2 separate regions of the Homo sapiens genome follow, and region 2 is linked to region 1. A link is a loop called in an ENCODE intact Hi-C map of the cell type or tissue named here. Cell type or tissue: CD4-positive, alpha-beta T cell. All regions are shown on one strand. Each heading gives the region's core, and the rest is flanking DNA. Links, peaks and the distances in the headings are about the cores only. Region 1 holds the start of NDC1 (NDC1 transmembrane nucleoporin). Region 2 overlaps LRP8 (LDL receptor related protein 8).

What was found. Hi-C counts contacts between places; a loop is a spot of excess contacts. Peaks named below come from ENCODE experiments on the same cell type or tissue, not always from the same donor. Only the 100,000 strongest peaks of a DNase experiment are listed, where the experiment ranks them.
Region 2: a loop joins it to region 1, with 5 times the contacts of the local background. A loop is called at or near these places in 7 of 110 quality-filtered maps.

Annotation. Positions count from the first base shown.
Region 1 is chr1:53,836,129-53,841,128 of GRCh38, reverse strand. NDC1 (NDC1 transmembrane nucleoporin) reads left to right here and starts at 2,833. Exons shown (of 18, transcript NM_018087.5): 1 at 2,833-2,924. The coding sequence starts at 2,868. RefSeq lists an enhancer at 2,360-2,839 and a silencer at 2,950-3,079. In CD4-positive, alpha-beta T cell, for the core only: no CTCF peak of the experiment used is centred there; DNase peaks (open chromatin) are centred at 2,538, 2,858 and 3,708; H3K4me3 peaks cover 1,748 bases; H3K27ac peaks cover 542 bases.
Region 2 is chr1:53,239,551-53,250,297 of GRCh38, reverse strand. LRP8 (LDL receptor related protein 8) reads left to right here. Exons shown (of 19, transcript NM_004631.5): 18 at 742-918; 19 at 3,242-7,934. The coding sequence ends at 3,280. It overlaps MAGOH-DT (MAGOH divergent transcript), which reads right to left. Exons shown (of 3, transcript NR_038953.1): 2 at 8,353-8,451; 3 at 7,515-7,860. Among named protein-coding and RNA genes, the nearest start is that of MAGOH-DT, 6.3 kb to the right of the region's middle. In CD4-positive, alpha-beta T cell, for the core only: no CTCF peak of the experiment used is centred there; no DNase peak of the experiment used is centred there.

The DNA.
Region 1 (5,000 bases), core at 1-5,000:
ATAGTTGCAGGCACTTCTGGGTGGTGCTTTCAGCAGCTACAGGGTGCTCAAATCAACAGAGTGGTTCTAACAGCAGCAGGGGCACCACCCTCAGCAGCTCAGCATTCAGTGTTGTCTCATGGCTCTAAATGGAAGCAGTAGCTTCCTGGTATTTGGGCAGTAACTCCATTCTGCTCTTAGCTACTACAGCCCCGTTCTTTCTTTCCTATGCTTTTTTAGCCTCTCCAACAACTTTGTTATCAATTCCCTGCATTAAATCCCCCTTTGATATAGGTATCAAAAGTTTTTGTCCTGAAGAAACACTGTCCAATATAGTTAATTTCTTCCACTCATTCATTATTCATTAAATAAAAATTCATTTATTACTTACTAATGTAATGGGTACTTTGGAAGCGATGATAAACAAGACAAAGTCCCTGCTCTTGTGAAGTCTGTATATTAGTGAGAAGTCAGACAATAAGAAGTAAACAAACAAGATGATTTAAGACTGTGATAGGTGCTATAAAAACAGAAGCAGAGGCTGGATGCGATGGCTGATGCCTGTAATCCCAGCACTTTGGGAGGCTGAGGCAGGCAGATCACCTGAGGTCAGGAGTTTGAGACCAGCCTGGCCAACATGGCAAAACCCCGTCTCTACTAAAAAATACAAAAATTAGCCAGCATGGTAGTATGCGCCTGTAATCCCAGCTACTCAAGAGGCTGAGGCAGGAGAATCACTTGAACCCGAGAGGCGGAGGTTGCAGTGAGCTGAGATCATGCCACTGCACTCCAGCCTGGGCAAAGGAGTGAGACTCTGTCTCAAAAAAAAAAAAAAATAGATGTGGCTTAAACAATAAATAATTGTCTCTCTTGTGTAAATGAAATTAGGAGGTAAAGGCAGGTAGCCTAGAACTGATATGGTTGCCATAAATAATCAAGTCTCCTTTAGGCTCAGTACTTCATTTTCCCTACAGTGTGACCCCCTTTCTGTGGTCCAGTATGGTGCTAGAGCTGCAGCCAACACATCCCAAATCCAGGCAGCTGAATGGAGGATGGGATTAAGAAGAGGCAAAGACCATCATGCAGTAGCTCCCTTTTAAGGGGGTTTCTAGGAAGCTACCATGCAATACTTTGATTATATTTTATTGGCCTGAACTCAGTCAGCTGGCCATACCTAGCTGCAAAAGAGGCTGGGAAATATAACTATATGCCCAGTTAAAAAACTGGGAGTTCAATTATTATGAAAGAAGGGGAGAATAGATATTGAGGCAGACAACGAGTAGTCTCTACCACAAGAACCTTAGAACCTGAGGTGTCTTTATGAACACGCATTTGGACTGATTTTTTTTTTTTTTGGACAGGGTCTCACTCTATGGCCCAGTCTGGAGTGTGATGGCGCCATCACTGCTCACTTCAGCCTGAACCTCCCAGGTTCAAGCAATTCTCCTGCCTCAGTCTATGGAGTAGCTTGGACTACAGGTGTGCACCACTACACCCGGCTAATTTAAAAAAAAGTTTGTTGTTGTTGTTGTTGTTGTTTTTGTGGAGATGAGGTCTCACTATGTTGCCCAGGCTGGTCTCAAACTCCTGGCTTGTGATCCTCCTGCCTTGGCCTCCCAAAGTGCTGGGATTACAGGTGTGAGCCACTGTGCCTGGCCTGGACTAATTCTTTACAAGTTTTCTCCACCACCGGATAGATCTCTTCACGGCAGAGACTTGATCTATCAGTTGTATTCCCAGTTTGTCCTACAGTGCTTTAGACATGATTGATAGTAACATGATTTTGGAAGTGAATAGGATATAATCTTAAAGCATTCAGGAAGCCATTGTTAGCAAACGTTGCAGAGCAGTAGGTGTGATCTCAATTCCTCTCACCAGCCTATGCATTTCCTTAGTCAGTAAATCACTGAATCTATTTCTGTCTTGAGTATTGCATGTTGACTGTGGCATGTGATTGAGCATAAAAAGGCGTTAGCGATATGCATCCAGAGATCTCACTGAGGTCTAAAGCACTGAGAAGACTTCATTAGGTGAAACTTGGGTTGGTGAAACACCTTTTTTCTTACTGGCAGTATATTAATGATAACATTTGTATAGCATATTATTTACATCCTCACAACATCACCAGGATATTTTTATTTTCATCCTTATCTTACTGTTGAAGAAATGGAGGCTCAGAGAAGATAAAAATATTCAATTTAGCAAGTGGCAGATCTGGAAGTAGAAACCAGATTTTATGAAACCAAAGGCATCTCTAGAGAATTTTTTTTTTATTTCAGTAAAATTACTGCGTACCTATTGTGGAGAAGACCACCACATCCTTTGGTTTCACTTTTAGGTGACTTATAAAGTAATAGGGAGAAATGAGGGCAGATCATTTTGCTAGCTCTAACTGAAGAATTCCAGTCAATCAATACTGTGGCTGTTATCGGCTTTATAAAAGACTACTATTCCCAGCATGCCTCAAGGCACCTCCAGGAAGACCTTGACTCCCAGCATTCTGTACTTTGGAACTCCGAGTCCCAGAATGCAACATTCCTCCTACTTCCTCTCAGGGGGCCGTCGAGACTACAGTTCCCAGCATGCAGCGCCGCCACCTGCTTCTGGCGCCCCGCTGGACCCTGCTTCGAAGGGACCGTTTGGTCGCCAGAGGGCGGTTCCTGGAGTTACAGCCGCGTTTGCGGGACGTGTCTGCGCGGCAGTCCTGGCCTGTTGAGCTTGTCCAGACGAAGCCTCGCAGGGATGGGTTGGAGCCTGGGCCGGGCTTCGCTCAGGCAGCGTTTGAGGCAGACCCAGCAGGGTCCTCCTGGGGCCTTCCTGCCTTTGAACTGCGGTGGCGGGCGGGCGCACGGTCTCCTGTACGCCCTAGACTAGGGGCCGCCATCTCCATGGCCACGGCCGTGAGCCGGCCCTGCGCCGGCAGGTCGCGGGACATACTGTGGCGCGTGAGTGCGGCGTGCACTGTGGCACGCACTGCCAGGGTCGGGCCGGGCGGGCAAGCTCTGATCGCGCGTGCGCGCTGGGCGGGGGAGGGCCGGTCCCGGGGCAGCGTGGAGAGAACGCGTGGGGAAGGCACCACTTGGGGGACTGATTGCAGGGTTGTGGGAAGTCCTGAGTGGAAGTTGGTTACGGGGTAGGAGAGGGGTCCTGAGTGGAAGGAAGCTGGTCAGAGTGGGACGGATGGACTGAATGGAAATTGGAATAGGGAGTGAGGCGGAGTTTTACGCAAGGGTACCGTATCCAGTAGGTGCAAAATAAATAACTTAATTTGTTTCGTTAAGAAGTGGGAAGGAATGCACGGAATTGGAAAGAAATGTGGCATTAGTAGAGGCTGGGGTTAGGGTCCAGTAAGCAGGGCAGGTGTTCTTTGTAAGGTAGAATGGGACTGAGCTGAGTGGAATAGTACTTCCTCCTTAAAGTTACGGAATTAACAGTACTACATCGCTTCTCTGGAGTGCAAAGAGAAAGAGGAGAAAGATCCCTTTTGGAAAAGTGCTTCTATCCCAGTGCACTGCCATCTCCCCTGTATTCCAAACTAAAAACTTTTGGGTCCGTAAGTCTTATCTTTTTTTTTTTTTGAGCCGGAGGCTCGCTCCCTGTTGCCCAGGCTGCAGTGCAATGGCGCGTTGTCGGCTCACTGCAACCCCCGCCTCCAGGGTTCAAGGAGTTCTGCCTCAGCTTCCCGAGGAGCGGGGATTATAGATACGCACCACTACGCCCAGCTAATTTTTGTATTTTTAGTAGAGATGGGGTTTCACCATGTTGGTCAGGCCGGTCTTGAACTCCTGACCTCAAGTGAGTCATCCGCCTCGGTCTCCCAAAGTGCTGAGATTACAGGCGTGAGCCACCGTGCCTGGCCTCTAAAATTTTTTTAAAAATTATTTTTATAATAGAGATACGATATCTTCTCCAGCCTGGTCTTGAGCTCCTGGGCTCAACTAGTCCTCCTGCCTCAGCCGCCTAACTATTTGGGACATCAGGTGCATGCCATCGTGCCTGGTGTATGTTTAGCATGCATGAGTACTTCATTCCTTTTTGTGGCTGAATAATCCACTGTATGGACATACCACATATTTTGTTTATCCATTCATCAGTATGTGGGTATTTGGGTTGTTGCCACCTTTGGCACTTGTGAGCCACCGCACTTGGCTGACAGTGTCTTCTGAAGCAAAAAAGTTTTAAATATTGCTGATGTCCAATTTATCTATATTTTTCTTTTGTTGCTTATGCTTTTGGTGTCATATCTAAGAAACCATTGCCAAATCCAAGATCATGAAGGTTTACTCCTATGTTTTCTTCCAAGAGTTTTATAGTTTTAGCTCTTACATGTAGGTCTTTAATCCATTTTGAGTTAATTTTTGTATAGAATGTGGGATAGGAGGCTGGGCGCTGTGGCTCACGCCTGTAATCTTAACACTTTGGGAGGCTGAGGTGGGAGGATCACTTGGGGTCAGGAGTTCGAGACCCCATCTCTACTGAAAAAAAAATTAGTCAGGTGTGGTGGCGGGCACCTGTAACCCCAGCTACTCAGGTGGCTGAGGCAGGAGAATCACTTGAACCCGGGAGGAGGAGGTTGCAGTGAGCTGAGATGGCACTGTTGCATCTAGCCTGGGGGACAGAGCGAGCTGTCTCAAAATCACAACATCAAAAAGAATGTGGGATAGGAGTTCAACTTTATTCTTTTTTTTTTTTTTTTTTGTTAGACAGAGTCTTGCTCTGTTGCCCGGGCTGGAATGATGCCTGGCTAATTTTTAAAAAATTTTTTATAGAGACAGGGTTTTACCATGTTGGCCAGGCTGGTCTCAAACTCCTGGCCTCAAGTGATCCGCCCACCCTGGCCTCCCAAAGTGCTGGGATACAGATGTGAGCCACCACGCCCGGCCTCAGCTTTTTGGTGGACTGCCTCCTAACTGCATTGTCTCTGGTTTGGTTCGTGTCCCAACTCCTCCATCTTCCTTAAAGCCAGCTTTCAGTAAACAGACATGTTTTACCTTGAGCAACATGAATTTGATTGTCACTTT
Region 2 (10,747 bases), core at 5,748-10,747, 600 kb after region 1:
TTCAGAACCTTTAGCCTGGAAGGGTAACTGTGGCCATTTAATTCAAATGTATTCATTTCAATACTGTATGCCAGTTATGTGCCAAGCACCACATTAGATATCAAGTATTCAAAAGTCAATAAGGAACATGCTTGCTCCCAAGAAGCTGGTAGGGAGTTAGAGATACTAACATACAGTGGTATAATTGTGTGCTGAATGCCGTGGTGGAAGCTCAGGAGTCCCCTCTTCTAGAAAGCTATCTTTGGCTTGCTTTGTTCTCCCACAGTACTCTGGGCCTCTCTACCTCACAGCCCCTGTCACACTGTAGTCCACTTGTCTTTTACTCAGTGGTCTCCTCACTAACCCATAAGATCCTTGAGGGCAGAACTGTCTGATTAATCTGTTTTCCTGATGCCTAGCACGGCATGGCTGACTCCCAACAAATATTTGTTGAACAGATGCCATGGAAACATCAACAAGGGAGCTATTAATTCTGTCTGGGGAATCAGGCAAGGAATGCCTCACAGAGAAGGTGACAGATGGACTATGTCCTTGAAAGATTAATAGCAGTTTTCCCGGGAGAGAAGGAGGGAAATGGCATTCCAGATAGAGGCATGTGCAAAGGCTTGAAGGTACAACACAGCATGGCTTTTTGGGGGAATGAGGACCACAAAGTGGCACAGCAGGTGTCACTGTTATACAGCACAGTCAGGGGGCTGAGTGTGACCTCAGAGGTCATCCACAGTGCCATCCCCCTGTCAGGCAATCAGCAGCTTTGATCGCCCACTGTGGGCAGAGCCCTGTCTTGGGGAGACCAGAGAACCGGAAGACCCAGCCCCTGCCCTCAAGGAGCTTTTTGTCTTGCCGGGGGAACCAAGGTCACAGCTGCACCAACTCCCGAAGAACCCTCTTTCCGAGCTGCCTGTCGTCAAATCCAAGGTAGGGCAGTGCCACTCTAAGTCTGAGGGGCTGGTGAGTGAGGGCATGAACCAAGGCAGGCGCAGCCAATCCTAGAAGGCTTTCTGGTTTGGGAAGGCTGCAAATTGTAAGCTGGGTGTTGGGGCAAAGAAGAAAAATGGGTTAGTCACAGACCAATGAATGGCATGTGGAAGAAAGCAATCAAGTTTGGGGCAGGGCAGACAGAATTGCTGCTGAGGCAAACTGTTCATGAAGGGGAGACATGGGAAATGAGATGGAGCAAATGAGGAGGGTTAGCAGATGGCCTTGAGGATCCTTAACCTCGGCCAGTCCAAAAAAATAGTTGCTTGACCAGTTTTTGAAGATCAGAGGGAGCACAGTGGAAGAAGCACTGAACTTGGAATAAGAAAACTCCCAGTTCCATCCTTCCACTGCCCTGTGATCTCAGTCACTTCTTTCTGCTCACTGTTATTTGTAAAATGAGAATAACAACCCCCATTCTACCTGCCTCCTGAGTTTATAAAGTACAAGTGAGATAGCACGTGTGAGAGCACTTTGTGACTTACAAAGCACTCTGCACATGTAAAGTGACATTATTTCCAGAGAAAGAAATGACTCAGGGGGAGTTACTCCCGATGAGTGTTAAGGACCAAGTAATAAGCTTCTGCCAGTTGCAGAGAAATAAGGAAATCAACATTTAGTGAGCACCTACTGTGTGTCAGACACTGTTCCCAGTGTTTTACATATATTTTCTCATTTAATCTTCATAATAACCTTATCAAGCTGATATTATTCGCCCCATTTTGCAGATGAGGAAACTGAGACTCATAGAAATTGAATAACTTGCCTAAGGTCATAGCCAGGAAGTGGCAGAACCAGAATTCAAACTCCAGTCTGTATATACACAAAAGCCCATGCTCTTTCCTTTATATCGTGAGGTAAATAGCCTTGAAGCTCTGGAAATCAATATTCTCAACAACCTGTCTCTCCTCTGTCCATTTCTCGGATAACTGTACCATCACTACTGGGGCCTATCTTTGGCCTAGAGATCTGTCTTAGAGAGAGTGGGAGGGTAGCTAGACTAGAATAAGATAGTCTTAAATATCTACACTGGTGGAGGATGGCCATTGCATTCATAAAAAAACTACAGATAACCCAAAGATGACTTGAAAGGCAGTAGAGTTACTTTTTATCATATGTAGAATGTCCAGAGATGGGAGATACTAGTCTGATTCTATTTTATGTTGGTTACGTTGACCTAGGATATTCTGGGCCCTATGTGTTGTTAGGTACTATGTTAAACACTCTCTGTGCATTATCTCATTTGATTCCTCAACAACCCTGTGAGGTAGGTCCTGTTACTATTCCCATTTGATAGATGATAAAACTAAGTCTCAGAGAAGTAAAGTGGCTGGCCCAAATTCACATAACTATGAGGAAAAGTACTGAAGCTGGGGAGGGTCTTTCCAAAGGAGGGTATCTGGGAAATGGAAAAGAGGCAAACAAGATTACATCAGGACTAGCTGGGGAAAGTTAGATGTGTACCCTGGAGAAGAAAACACTCAGAATGAACGGAAGGGAATTCAAACACCATCTATAAATTTCAAGGGTTGTCCTATGTAGAACTGTCTCTGAGTCTGAGATGGAATCAGGGAATGTCAGAAGATATAAACAAACAAATTTCACATTAATATAGGAAAGAATTTAAATCTGTTGTCCACAATGGAATAGACTGGTTCAGGGGTTAGTGGGCTCACCTTCCCATGGTCAGCCATTTTTGGCAGACAGGAGTCTAGCATCTACCTAATGACTGGAAAGCAGGGGTGAGGGAGAGAGGGATGGAATTTAATTAACCTGCATTGCCTCCCAACTGTGTTTAATCTGTTGGGAAGGTGCAGTATATTACCTTTCTAAATGTGATTAGCATGCTAGAGACAAGTAACCCCATAGCCTGAAATTTAACATTTGCCAAAGCTAACCCACTGAAATTGACCAAACCTAAAATCCTATAAGGGAGGATTAAGAAAATTTAGATCTGTGCAACTCTTCTTTACAAAGATACAAAACAGAATGATGAAAAAATCTACAGCTTTGGATTCATACAGACCTGGGATCAAATTTTAGTTCAGCCACTTGCTATGTGATCCAGAACAAACCCTACTTAAGCTCATTGAGTTTTGTTTCTCATCTGTAAAATAAATAGGATAAATCCTGTCTCTTAGGATAGTTTGAACATTATGTGAGCTAATACCTGTTAAAGTAACGTAAGTCTGTGATTTGTCAATACTAAATAAATAGTAACTCTTATGGATCTAATGATGAATTCTTTGGTTTGTCTCCCCAGCGAGTGGCATTAAGCCTTGAAGATGATGGACTACCCTGAGGATGGGATCACCCCCTTCGTGCCTCATGGAATTCAGTCCCATGCACTACACTCTGGATGGTGTATGACTGGATGAATGGGTTTCTATATATGGGTCTGTGTGAGTGTATGTGTGTGTGTGATTTTTTTTTTAAATTTATGTTGCGGAAAGGTAACCACAAAGTTATGATGAACTGCAAACATCCAAAGGATGTGAGAGTTTTTCTATGTATAATGTTTTATACACTTTTTAACTGGTTGCACTACCCATGAGGAATTCGTGGAATGGCTACTGCTGACTAACATGATGCACATAACCAAATGGGGGCCAATGGCACAGTACCTTACTCATCATTTAAAAACTATATTTACAGAAGATGTTTGGTTGCTGGGGGGGCTTTTTTAGGTTTTGGGGCATTTGTTTTTTGTAAATAAGATGATTATGCTTTGTGGCTATCCATCAACATAAGTAAAAAAAAAAAAAAAACACTTCAACTCCCTCCCCCATTTAGATTATTTATTAACATATTTTAAAAATCAGATGAGTTCTATAAATAATTTAGAGAAGTGAGAGTATTTATTTTTGGCATGTTTGGCCCACCACACAGACTCTGTGTGTGTATGTGTGTGTTTATATGTGTATGTGTGTGACAGAAAAATCTGTAGAGAAGAGGCACATCTATGGCTACTGTTCAAATACATAAAGATAAATTTATTTTCACACAGTCCACAAGGGGTATATCTTGTAGTTTTCAGAAAAGCCTTTGGAAATCTGGATCAGAAAATAGATACCATGGTTTGTGCAATTATGTAGTAAAAAAGGCAAATCTTTTCACCTCTGGCTATTCCTGAGACCCCAGGAAGTCAGGAAAAGCCTTTCAGCTCACCCATGGCTGCTGTGACTCCTACCAGGGCTTTCTTGGCTTTGGCGAAGGTCAGTGTACAGACATTCCATGGTACCAGAGTGCTCAGAAACTCAAGATAGGATATGCCTCACCCTCAGCTACTCCTTGTTTTAAAGTTCAGCTCTTTGAGTAACTTCTTCAATTTCTTTCAGGACACTTGGGTTGAATTCAGTAAGTTTCCTCTGAAGCACCCTGAAGGGTGCCATCCTTACAGAGCTAAGTGGAGACGTTTCCAGATCAGCCCAAGTTTACTATAGAGACTGGCCCAGGCACTGAATGTCTAGGACATGCTGTGGATGAAGATAAAGATGGTGGAATAGGTTTTATCACATCTCTTATTTCTCTTTTCCCCTTACTCTCTACCATTTCCTTTATGTGGGGAAACATTTTAAGGTAATAAATAGGTTACTTACCATCATATGTTCATATAGATGAAACTAATTTTTGGCTTAAGTCAGAACAACTGGCCAAAATTGAAGTCATATTTGAGGGGGGAAATGGCATACGCAATATTATATTATATTGGATATTTATGTTCACACAGGAATTTGGTTTACTGCTTTGTAAATAAAAGGAAAAACTCCGGGTATATGTATAGATGTTCTTCATTATAGACATCTTCTTTGCTTTTCTTGGCCTTGGGGGAGGAAGGGAGAAGTGCTCTTTTCTACTTGTGGGGTCTCCCATTGGAAACATAATCCTATAGTCCCAGAAGGATTCAGTCCCCAGTGGCTTTCCCATCCAAAGAGAAAGAGTTTGAGTTTCTTAACTCTGCTGTTCTGCCACTTACTCCCACTAGACAACCAGGGACAAGGTGCAACATGGAAGTGTTTGACTTAAGTAGGAGCAGAGGAGCTGCATCTAATCTCATCATACCTGGAACTTGACACACTTAAGCAAATGCCTTCCCATCCCTACCTGCCAGATGCCCCCAACTCAATGAAGTTGGATGTCTCACCAGCTTGATACCCTTTGAATTTTCAGTCAGACATTCTGGAGTTCTAGCATCCTGTACCTAGGACCTTCCTCTGTGTCACTCTTGGCCTCCTAAACTCTAAGAAAATAACTATATTCTGGAGCTTGGGCAGTGTGTTTTGCATAATCCAGCAATCTCCTCATGACATGCATGTGTTGATAGTCCTGAAACATTCATTGAGAGGGTAAATGCAGTTGACCTAGAATGACCAATACCAAACAGAATTTTAAGAACAGGTGGCCAACTCCTATGGAGCTTACTCACATATTACTATTCTTTTAAGAACGGAAAGTAAAATTATTTTTGACTGAAGAAAAATGATGACAGTGAAAAACATGGAAATGTACTCAAAACAAGTGACTTTTTCTGTAACCTTCCAAAGAAACTGAATTTTCCAAGGAATTAAATGATAACAGTGGCTAAGGCATAGTTTCTAAACTTTCAGTAAGATCCTGGCATTCACAGAAAAAAATGATGAATGGGGTCTGGACATACAGCCTGAGATCTCAAAATGACAATGAAATTCACAACTTTTTCTCAGAGACATTCATGTTTCCTGCATATGCTACAACTGCAGTTTGAAAGAGGCAGCAATGGGAGCAACCCTTTACAAGAAACAAATTGTGATATATTCATGTGTTGGACGGCAGTAAATAAGATGAAACCTGAGGAGTCAGATCCACCTTCCCCCATTCATAGAGGCTTTTCAGCCTCATTTTGAGGTACAGTTACATATCTTTTGCCTTTTGCCCCCGTGCATAGCTATCTACAGCCAATCACAGATCACAGAGTCACTGGACTATAGAGCTGGAAGGAAGCTCAGAGACAATGCCAAGGGGGCAGAAAATTTATCAGAAGCCAGTCCCAGTGCGTTTCCTCCATTTCCTTCTGCAGGAAGACTATTTTGGGCTGCCTGAACATTGTATCAAACCTGCTACCTATACTATGGTCTACCTTTCCTCCAGTGGAATTACAAAGGCACTAACTGAAATGCCTTCTAGAAACAGAGAAAACGAAACTGTACTTATTTACTCTTGATACACAGATTATTTATAAAACAGATTGAAGTAACCTGTTAACTGGCAAAAAGAGAATGAGATCGGATTTAAATGTATGGCAGTAAGTCCTATTGATCCCTCCAGTTATCTCAGTATGACTGCAGTATATTCATTCACTAAAACCACTCACTAGATACCAACTACACACCTGGCACTGCAGATGTAAAGGTCAGTCACACATGTTCTGACTTTACAGAGTTCACAGTAGCAGTGGAGGATGATATATGTGGAAACAAAAAAGGCATTGATTCTATTCAGAGCACTGTTAGGGCTCAAAGGAGAGAGGGGTCTTTCCACCTAAGAAATGAGGAATAGGGTCATCATAGAAGTGACCTTAAGTCTTAAAAATTAAGAAGGGGATTCCAAGCTGCTTCAGACAGAGACACATCGAGCTAAAACACAGAGGTATGAAAGAGCACAGGGACTTTAGGAATTGCACAGTTCATTCTAACAGGAACAAAAGGCTCAAGGGGGGCAAGAAATGAGGCTGTATGGAAAGAGATTCAATGTAAGCACTTTATAAAATAGATTAATTTCTGATTCAATGAAGCATTTCTTGATCATTGTGTACAAGGCACTACATGCATCATGGAAAATTCATTAGGATGCATTGCCAGCACTTTGCAGAACTGATATTATTCAGCCTCAAGCTTTCCAGTGGCCAAAGGGAAATGCTGACTGCTTTTCATATATTTGAGTCAAAGATTTTTTATATGGTCAATGAAGACTAATATAAGGGCAGTGGGATTTTCACAGATGCATGCCATGTTGTCGAGAGCCTCTTAGATTTTCTCAACTGTGAGAAAGAAAAACGAAAATGTTGAAGACGTTGAGTCTGGAGAGGGGATACTAATCACTGTCCAGTTGGGCACTGGTGGGAATGGGGAAATGGCACAGGAATGCAAGCCTCTCCACCCTACCCCCCGAACTCCAGCCATACACTCATCGTTTCACAAAATATAAATGAGTTAGCATTAAATGTTTCAGAGTAAATAATTCCTTTTCCCGAAATGCATGAAGATAGAGTAACAGACTTCTCACACTGTATTTTTAGGGTATGGAGAATTTAGAAGGTTAAAGAATTACTGCTTCAATTTTTCAGTTAAAAAAAAATCAGGAAGCTCTGTTCATTCAGGCTATGCACCATGTGCACAGTCAAGAATTAGCAGAAACCCTCTGCATTTACAAACACTTTGTGCTATAAAAAAGTAATTTTTAAAAAGCCACGTGTGTGTGTGTGTATATATATATATATATATATATTTAAAGCCAAGGTTTTGATACTTTTTTACAAAAACTACAAGAGAAAACAAATATACCTGTCCAAACCATATACTTTTAAAAGAGCATTTTTTTTTCCATACAAGCTGTTGTTAATTTGGGGGTAAAGTGCTGATTTGCAAACTTCATCAAATTGTTCCCAAGTGGATTCTCCTTGTTTGTCTCCCCCTACCAACCCCAAAGTTACCATATTTGATGTAAGAATCAGGCATGTTAGAATGTTGTGTCACACTAACTGATTCTGCTCTTTTTGTCTTGTCATTCAAGTTCCGTTAGCTTCTGTACGCGGTGCCCTTTGCAGTCTGGTGTCTCTTCCAGAGGCGAGGGGGCTGAGGATGGGGTGCTGCATCTCACTAGCTATACTGGCATCATCTTGGTAAACTGAAAACCAAATGTGGACATTTGTAAAATCAGTGCACTGTTTCTAGAGAGAGATTAAATTCATTTAAAAAAAATCTTTTAAGTTTTGTTTCATTGTAATACTTTAATGAGGGGGAGTGAACTATTACTGAGTCCCTAATGTGTACCAGTATTCTATATAAATTATCCCAATCTTTGTCAACAATTCGGTGAGATAAATACTATCAATACTATCCACTCCCATTTTATAGATGAGAAAATGGGCAAAGTAACTGCCCAAAGTCACAAGGTTATTTTTAGTGCCCCCAAAGAGCAATTGTACATGTAGCATTCTCTGCCTAAATTTTCCTTCTCTGCCTCCACATGACTAACTCCTATTTGTCCTTGAGTACTCCACTTAGGTAATGCCTCCTCCAGGAAGCCTTCCCTTTTCTCTAAGACTAGGTTAGATAACTCACCTCTGTACTTCGATAACAATTTTTGCCTACTTGCATCCCAATACTTCTGCCTTACCATTCATTCCCATGCCATTGGGGTTGCTTTTGCCAAGGTCATCCAGGACCTCCTCGATTATAAATCTGGTAAACATTTTCAGTCTTGCTCTTCCTTGACCTGGAAGCAGTAGTTAACACTGTTAGCCACTCTTTTCTTGGCATATTCTTATTTTGGCTTCCATGATAACATTTCATGTTTTTTCTCCTATCTCTCTGGCCACATCTTAGTATCCTTTGCCTACCCCTTAAATTATGGTATTCCATCTCAAATCCATCCACTTTTCTATCTCCATTACTTTTTTTTTTTTTTTTTTTTAAGAGACAGGGTCGTACTCTGTTACCCAGGCTGGAGTACAGTGGTAGGATCATAGCTCATTGCAACCTCCGCCTCCTGGGCTCAAGCAATTCTCCTGTCTCAGCCTCCCGAGTAGCTGGGGCTACAGGTGCACGCCACCCTGCCCAGCTAATAGATTACTTAAACTACTTATCTGAATGTCATACTTCTAGTCTTTTCATTTTCCAATCTAACCTACAAGACTGCAGCCAAAGTGTCTTTCTAAAGTACCATAGATGTATCACCACCACTTCTTTCCACTTTCCTGCTTAAAGCTCTTCAACTGCTTTGCTGGCACAAAAATCCAATATTCTTGGGTTTGCCCAAACTCTTTTAATATGGCTTATAAAACCCTTCATGATTTGGCTTCTGCCCTGTCTCCAGCTTCATCACTCACTACTCTATATTCTAATCACACAGTTCTGGGCCTCCGTCTGGAACATTTCCTTCAGGAACATTTCCCTAAGGACCCTGCACTGGATTAGGAGTCACCTCATGTGCTTCCATAGTCCTCTGTGCTTCCTTTATTGGTAATCTTATCCTTACATTGTAATTGCTTGTATGCTCCTTAACTGCCTCCTCTGCAAGCTCTGTGAACAACTGTCTTGCTCAACATTGTATCCTCTCTGCACATGACACTCAGTGGATGCTCAAATAAATGATGCTGAATGCAGGCACTGCAGACACACAGACCATGCTCTTTCAGTTACACCATGTCTCATATCCAGAAACCTGGATTACTTCACAGCCTGACTGGAGTTGTGTGTCCTTTAAATTTCTCAACACTTTTGTTATTTGCCACATCTGAAGATCCCCAGATTCACTTATGATTTTTATAATTTTACTCCTGGAAAATAACCTTGTAGCAATTGCTTAATCCCTCTACATACTTAACTCTAATTACCACCTCAAGATTGTTGTGATGATTCAAAGAACAAGCACAGGTAATCCCATTGACCCTAGGGGCTGACATTTATTAGGTGCTTGATACCTGGTCCCTTTTCTTTTTTTCTCTTTTTTTTTTTTTTTGAGACAGGGTCTTGCTTTGTCACCCAGGCTGGAGTGTAATGGTGTGATCATGGTTCCCTACAGCCTCGACCTCCCAGGCTCAAATTATCCTCCTACCTCAGCCTCCCAAGTAGCTAGGACTACAGGTGTGCACCACCACACCTACCTATTTTTTAAATTTTTTGTAGAGACAGTCTCCTATGTTGCCCAGGCTGGTCTCAAACTCCTGGGCTCAAGTGATCCTCCTGCCTCAGCCTCCCAAAGTGCTGGGACTACAGGTATGAGCCACTGTGTCTAGCCCCCTTCTCGTTTATACAATTCCCTTGTTACCACCCATATCCAGTGTTTTGTAATAAAAATGTCTTATGGTTTTACAGCAATTTAGTTTCCGAGACATTGTTTCTTACAACAGTTCTGCTAGGTGTACATTATTATGCTCATTTTAAAGAGAAGGAAACTGAAGTCTAAAAAGTTGAGTCGGTTCACCTTTGGTTACAATGAGTCATTGTTACACAGGGATTATTTTAACCTGTGTCCAGTGATTTTTCCCCCACCACACCTACTCTACACTCTGCTGCTAATGCTTTTGCAGGGAGAAAAGGACTCCGTGTTAAGACTGAGGGCCGGGCGCGGTGGCTCATGCCTGTAATCCCAGCACTTTGGGAGGCCGAGGCAGACGGATCGCCTGAGGTCGGGAGTTCGAGACCAGCCTGGCCAACATGGTGAAACCCCGTCTCTACTAAAAACAGAAAATTACAAAAATTAGCTGGACATGGTGGCGCATGCCTGTAATCCCAGCTACTTGGGAGGCTAAGGCAGGAGAATCACTTGAACCCAGGAGTTTGAGACCAGCGTGGGCAACATAGGGAGACTTTGCCTCTACAAAAAGTTTAAAAATTAGGTAGGCGAGGTTGCGGTGAACTGAGATCACTCCATTGCACTCCAGCCTGGGCAACAAGAGCGAAACTCCGTCTCAAAAAGAAAAGACTGGGAATAGGAATCAGAGACTGCTGTCCCAACTTACAGAATCGTATACAGTTCTAGCCGCCAGGACCCAAGAATGATGTCATCT